2 separate regions of the Homo sapiens genome follow, and region 1 is linked to region 2. The links are chromatin contacts, found by Hi-C or POLR2A ChIA-PET in ENCODE. All regions are on one chromosome and are shown on one strand. Each heading gives the region's core, a stretch centred on a gene start or an enhancer-like site at or near the end of the contact. The rest is flanking DNA. Distances are from core to core; before and after follow the strand shown.

Evidence for each region. Hi-C counts contacts between places; a loop is a spot of excess contacts on that map. ChIA-PET counts read pairs that join two places held with the same protein, here RNA polymerase II (POLR2A). Pooled maps may share reads with other maps.
Region 1: a loop to region 2 is called in a map of aorta, with 2.9 times the contacts of the local background. The contact joins the enhancer-like site here to the promoter of LINC00837 in region 2. A Hi-C loop is called at or near these places in 3 of 168 maps with a recorded cell type or tissue (HepG2, aorta and dorsolateral prefrontal cortex) and 1 of 50 pooled maps. POLR2A ChIA-PET finds 5 or more read pairs at or near these places in 4 of 52 experiments (HEK293T, K562, activated CD4-positive, alpha-beta T cell and 1 more).

Annotation. Positions count from the first base shown.
Region 1 is chr10:28,733,205-28,736,580 of GRCh38, forward strand. No RefSeq gene overlaps it. Among named protein-coding and RNA genes, the nearest start is that of LINC01517, 8.8 kb to the right of the region's middle. Within about 2 kb of position 1,852, at least 3 of the 41 ENCODE cell types and tissues checked have a DNase peak (open chromatin) inside an H3K27ac peak, as active enhancers do.
Region 2 is chr10:28,794,693-28,797,987 of GRCh38, forward strand. It overlaps LINC00837 (long intergenic non-protein coding RNA 837), which reads right to left and starts at 1,358. Exons shown (of 2, transcript NR_038376.1): 1 at 1,202-1,358. The region is part of intron 2 of LINC01517 (long intergenic non-protein coding RNA 1517); the gene reads left to right.

The DNA of each region.
Region 1 (3,376 bases), core at 602-3,101, 61 kb before region 2:
AAAATGAGTTTCTGCTGGCGAGCCCAGGGGACAGCAGTATGGTGCCCAGGAATAAGACAGGACCCACCTTTCTTACTACAGACTTCTTTCTAGGGAGCTAAGACAGGGTGGGTCCCCAGCTCTACAACTATTCTATCTATCTGTCTGTCTATCTATCATCTATCTATCTATCTATCTATCTATCTATCTATCTATCTATCTATCTATCTATCTAATCTATCATTTATATCTATTATCTATCTATCTATCTATCTATCTATCTATCTATCTATCATCTCATAAGTTAATTTTTGAGTATGTAATCCATTCACACCCAACAGGTATGGAAAAGAAGGGTATTTTTTCCTATGATTAGCTCTTTGATATACTTACTATTTTTATAATTCTTTCTTTCAAATTTATTTCTGCTTTTATTTGCTGTTTATTCTGCCTGCTTTTTCCTATGATTAGCTCTGTTATATACTTATTAGTTTTATAATTCTTTCTTTCAAATTTATTTCTGCTTTTATTTACTGTTTCTTCTGCCTGCTTTTTCCTGATTTAGATGCTTTATTTATTTCAATTCTTCTTGTATGCATTTAAGGCTACACATTTCCCTCGTAGCACTGCTTTGGATGTCCTTTGTGCATATCATATGGCTTCATTAGCTCTTTAGAATCATTCACAAAGCCTCTTCTCAAGGCATGAGCCTGTCACCAGGCTAAATCAGGACAGATTTAAGTCATGAACCAGGGTCAATGCTCATCTTGTTCCTCAGCCCTTACCTAGGGAGTTACCTGTGTGCTTCTCCTTCTGCCCTCAGGGAGAATTCTCTCTCAGGGACCTCATTGTCCTGTTAAGCCCATCAGATATATTTAAATGATTTTGAATAGCAAGGGGAAAAGATCTCTTTCTCTGCAAGAGTCTTCCTGTTCCTATGTAAATTCCTGGGGCAAATAGGTGAGTGGGCAGAAGAATTCTGTCCAACTCCACTCACAGCACTCATAGTCCAAATCCCAGTAGGTTGGGGTAGTGGCTGTTGAAGAACCCCACCTCACCCCTAGAGCTGCTGCCCATGTATCCTCTTGCACCTACATTATTTCATTTAAGCTTCATGATGATTTTGCAAGGTAGTAATTTCAATCCCCATTTTCACAGACAGATACAGGTGCTTAAGAAGATAAAACAACTTACATGTGTTTACACAGCAAGTGCCAGAAATGGGATTCAAACTCAGGCCTGCTTTCAAATATGGACCTCTTCCACTCTACCAGGATGCCGTCCCAAATTTTTTTTTTTTTTTTTGGTTTTGAGACGGAGTTTCACTCTTGTTGCCCAGGCTGGAGTGGTTTGATCTTGGCTCAGTGCAACCTCTGCCTCTCGGTTTCAAGCGATTCTCCTGCCTTAGCCTCCTGAGTAGCTGGGACTACAGGTGTGCATCACCACCCCTGGCTAATTTTTGTATTTTTAATAGAGACGGGGTTTCACCATGTTGACCAGGCTGGTATTGAACTCCTGACCTCAGGAGATCTGCCTGCCTTGGCCTCCCAAAGTGCTGGGATTACAGGCGTGAGCCACCGCACCCAGCCAACCTTCCCAAAAGTTTTAATACTCATGCTTCAGTTATGCAATTGTGTCAGGAAGTGATGCATCCTTTCTAAATTATGTTTTGAGATAATCAAAGCTTAGCCTTTTAAGCACCAACATTTTGTAAACTTTTGTAGACAAAAATATTCGTAGAATGTGTTACATATTTTTCACTTTCTTAAACAGAGCATGCTGGACAGATTTTAAACTTTGCTTGATGATTCATGTCATGTTTAAGAGCATCAATTATTATGTAATGCCATATTATAGGGAGTTTAAGTATCTTGCCCAAGGCTAGACAGCTGTTAAATGGGGAAACTGTTCAAATGCAGGCAGTCTGGCTACAGAGCCCATGTTCTTAGCAACTATGCTATCATGCCTCACCAAGTGCTCAAAAGAATTAGAGATCGCTGTGGGCTGGAGATGAGTCGTCCCAATAGTATTGGTTGCTCTGGCAAAGAGCAGGGAGGCAGAATCTGAAGCCATCCAGCAAACTTAGCAGGGGTGGAGATCAGGGTCCACTTTGCTGACATTTCAGAATAGAGAAATGCCATGTCATAGCAAAAGTCCAGGAAGAACCAGATCAGAGATAGAGGGGTGAAACAAAAAGTGGATATTGGCCAAGTGTGACTCATGCCTCTAATCCCAGTGCTTTGGGAGGCTGAACTGGGAGGATTGCTTGAAGCCAGGAGTTCGAGACCAGCCTGGGCAACATGATGAGACCCTGTCTCTATAAACAATTTTTACAAAGAAAATATTAGCCAGGCATGCTGGCATGCACCTGTTGTCCCAACTACTCAGGATCCTGAGGCAGGAGGATCGCTTGAGCCCAGGAGTTTGAGGCTGTAGGAAGCCATGATTGTGCCACTGCACTCCAACCTGTGTGACAGAGTGAGACCCTGTCTCTAAAACAAAACAAAACAAAACAAACAGACAAACAAACAAAACCCAAAACATGACTATCAAGGAATCTATGCATAAGAACCTGAGATGAAAATCACATGTTAGAGTTTCTTGTGGGAGGAGGAGTGCTGATAAATGGCACCTGTTTTTCCTGCTCAAGTTCTGAAAAACCTGACAGGTCCAGAGTAGCAGATGGGCCACAGTTCTCCTTTATTTTTGTTCAAGGTTAAATTGGAAGCCATAGCTCACTGCAAGAACCAAATGGACCTGTGAAGTAATTCCAAAATTCAACATACTTACCCCACACTCATGTAGGCACTGGACCAGGTAAAACTTACAGCATGGAGAAACAGAGGACTCTTGGTGCTTGCAGTTAAGTTCACTTCCAAGAGGGAAAAGGGTGTAGCTGATCCAAGAATGCCTATGACCATAAGAAGTACATTGCCCGATGTGCAGCAAGTCAGTATACCAACACTGAGGGTTGCAGCAGAGAAAGAGGTTTAATCGTAAGGCCGCTGAACAAGGAGACAGGAGGAAACCTCAAATCCACCTCCCCAAGGAGTTTGGGGCTAGGAATATACATAAATGCAAGTATAGGACTTGCATTTATATATATTTCTATATTCCTATATTTGCATATATGTATAATATATATATTATATATATAAAAATGGAAGTTAGGACTCTCTCTCTCTCTCTCCGTAGGTCTTGCCTTCCTCCCACCTCAGTCTCCCGAGTAGCTGGGACTACAGGTGTGTACCACCATGTCTGGCTAATTTTTTATTTTTTGTAGAGATAGGGGTCTCACTATGCTGGCGTGGCTGGGGGGCCAGGGATTTTAATGGGTTTAGAGTGGATTGAGCTGTAGGGATTTTTCATGGGTTGAAGAGTGCAGGGTGAAGTCATA
Region 2 (3,295 bases), core at 108-2,607:
AATTTTTATGTGAGTTGCTTGTACCTGTCCTATAGGAATTTGATATTTACTCTCTCTCAGAAAGAAAACCCTGCAAGACAGTCCTCTAAGTCTGTTGCTTCTCCTGCATTTTCCTATTAGCAGCACTATCTGTGTAGTTGCCCAGGATAAAGACCTCAGTTTTGGTTTTCACTGCTCTCAACTTCTACTTCCACTCCAAAACTCAGCCTGGTTCATTTCATTTCTGAGATGTTTCTCAAGTAGGTTCTCTTTTCCATGTCCTCAACCCCTGCTCTAGTTCAGGCCCTTCTCTTGTTTTAATTAAGAGGTTCATGGGGATGAAGACCCGAGGCCAGAGTTTGAGTCTCCCCAAGTCCCATAAAGGTACTTATTATTTCCCTTGCTGGACTCTTATTCATCTTTGAATCTGTAGTGCCTGATGCATGATCAAGTACACATAATAGGTCCTTGATAAACAAAGGATGAAATTGTTTTTCTCATCTCCTCTCTCTCTTCAATGAATCCTCTATGTTGTTATAATTATCTAACACACAAATATGATTATGTGATTTTCCTTTTAAGAACTGCTGTGGCTGGGCTTGATGGCTCACATCTGTAATTCCAGTACTTTGGGAGGCCAGGGCGGGAGGATTGCTTGAGCCCAGGAGTTCAAGACCAGCCTGGGCAACAGCACGAGACCCTGACTCCAGCTTAAAAAAAAAAAAAAAAAAAAGAAGAATTGTTGCTAGTGTCTCACTGCCTACAGCAGGGTTTCTCAATTTCAGTACTACTATTTGGCCCAGGTAATTCCTTGGTGGGGGAGGCCGTCCTGTGCATTACAGGATGTTCAGCAGCATCCTTTGCTTCAACCCATGGATGTCAGTAGCACTTCCCTCCCTCCTCCCCTTGGTGAAGACAACCAAATATGTCTCTAGACTTTGACAAATGTTCCCTGGAAGGCAAAATTGCCGCTGGTTGAGAACCACTGACCTACGAGAAAAAGTCAAAACTTAGTTATCATGTCATTCACGACCTGGTCCTAGGCCACCTTTCCCGTCTCATTTCTTGCCTCTCCTGTACCTTCGTGAACGTGCCATGTACCTTAGCGCTGTGTCTTTTCATGTCCTGTGCTCTCGGCACTTCCTTGATTAGGTGGACCAACTGCTACAACCCATAGACAAACGGGTGTTGGCTCAGACACAACTGGTTTGTTTTTGCTCACCTAACAGCGCTCTTTGGTTGAACGCGCTAATGAAACGGACCCCTTCCTACTCTTTCAGCAGTTAAGCGGGCCCGAGACTCTACCAACTTCAAAAACTGTTTCCAAGATGGCCCTGGGGATCATCTCCATTTTACCTAATGAAAGGAGAAAGGACATTGAGAAGAGCATGAAGAAGAATGTTATGGCCAGGATTGAAAAAGCTACACATCCCTTGCCGTCTCATTCTAATTGGTTAGAACTCAGTCATATGACCACACTTAACGGCAAAAACGGATGGAAAACGGTTTAACTGCGTGCTTAGAAGGAGAGCAGAGGTTTTCCTAATCAGCTAGCACTCTCTTCCACAACCTACTTATTAGTTCAGCAAAATTATGGTTATTCTTTCAAGCCCAGCTTACATGTCACTCCTAGGATTATAAATTCGAATGTCCCCATGATATACTATTTTACGTTCTTTGCTTTTTCTAGTGCATATTACGGTATGATTAGTTATGGCATAAAAATCATTTTTTCCTCATCAATTTCTGGGACAGTTCCTGGTAGGTGGTGGGTATATATTTGTGAGAAAAAACAATGAGTAGTATTTAATTATATATTTAATATCATCTCATGAAAATGCCTCAAGGACACACTGAATTTTATTGTCGTTGTTGTTGCTCTTCTAGACTCTGGTCTACGCACCTGCACTAATACAAAAGTGAGCCAGAATTATTTGCAATTTCTGGCAGGACTCTAGCATCATCTGAGGCCTAGGAGAAAAAGGATGAAGTTCCTTTTAGAGACCTGCTTTCCCAGTCTCCCCAAGCCTCAGGCATCTGCCCTACAGGCTATCCACAGATTTGTTTTCCACCGGCTTTCCACACCCTCCACTTCCCCTCCCAGCACAGTTCCCTGTGGGCTCAGTGACTTAATCCTCCCACAGAAGATCTGCATTTAAAAGGGAGTGGGCTGGGCGCGGTGGCTCATGCCTGTAATCCCAACACTTTGGGAGGCTGAGGTGGGTGGATACTGAGGTCAGGAGTTCGAGACCAGCCTGGCCAATACGGCGAAACCCCATTTCTACTAAACATACAAAAATTAGCCGGGCGTGGTGACGGGTACTTATAGTCCCAGCTACTCGGGAGGCTGAGGCAGAAGAATCGCTTGAACCCGGGAGGCGGAGGTTGCATCGAGCCAAGATCGCGCCACTGCGCTCCAGCCTGGGTGACAGAGTGCGACTCCGTATCAAAAAAAAAAAAAAAAAAAAAAAAAAAAAAAGGTAGATGAGTGAGGAATCACTGGCTAGTTAGTTATATTGGGAAAGACCTAGGGGTCCTGATTTTAAAAAGGGCTAAAATGTTGCAGTTGTTTTTTCAAAAATCTACATTTGCAGGGTCTGATGTGGTGACTCATGCGTATAATCTGAACACTTTGTGGGGCTGACGTGGGCGGATGGCTTGAGTCCAGTGGGCGGATGGCTTGAGTCCAGGAGATGAAGTTTGCAGTGAGCTGTGATGGTGTCACTGCACTCCAGCCTGGGTGACAGAGTGAGACCTTGTCTCAAAATAAAAATAAATAAATAAATAAATAAATAAATAAAACCCTACATTTGCACTTTAGCATTTCCCTAGGAAACAAAAGTAATAATTAGATAGAAAAAAAGTCTGCCATGTAAAAATTCTGTAAAATTTGTAAAAAAAAAAATGGGGCTGGGTGCCATGGATTATAGCTGTAATCCCAGCACTTTTGGAGGCTGAGATCGGAGGATCAGTTGAAGCCAGGAGTTCAAGACCTGCCTGAGCAATATAGTGTGACCTTCATCACTACAATAAAAAGAAAAAAAAAAAAAAATCAGTCAGGCATGGTGGGATATGTCTGTAGTCCCAGCTACTCAGGAGGTTGAGTTGAGAGGATCACTTGCCCCCAAGAGTTAGAGACTGCAGTGAGCTATGATTCAGCCACTGCACTCCAGCCTAGGGGACAGAGTGAGACCCTGTCTCTGGAAAAAAAAAAAAAAAAAGGCAGAGGGGAGAGGGGAATTTTGTACCTTAGAAATGAATAATCTTTGGAACTCTGGCTATATCTATCACTGCCAAGGTAAACAGGGATAAGGCC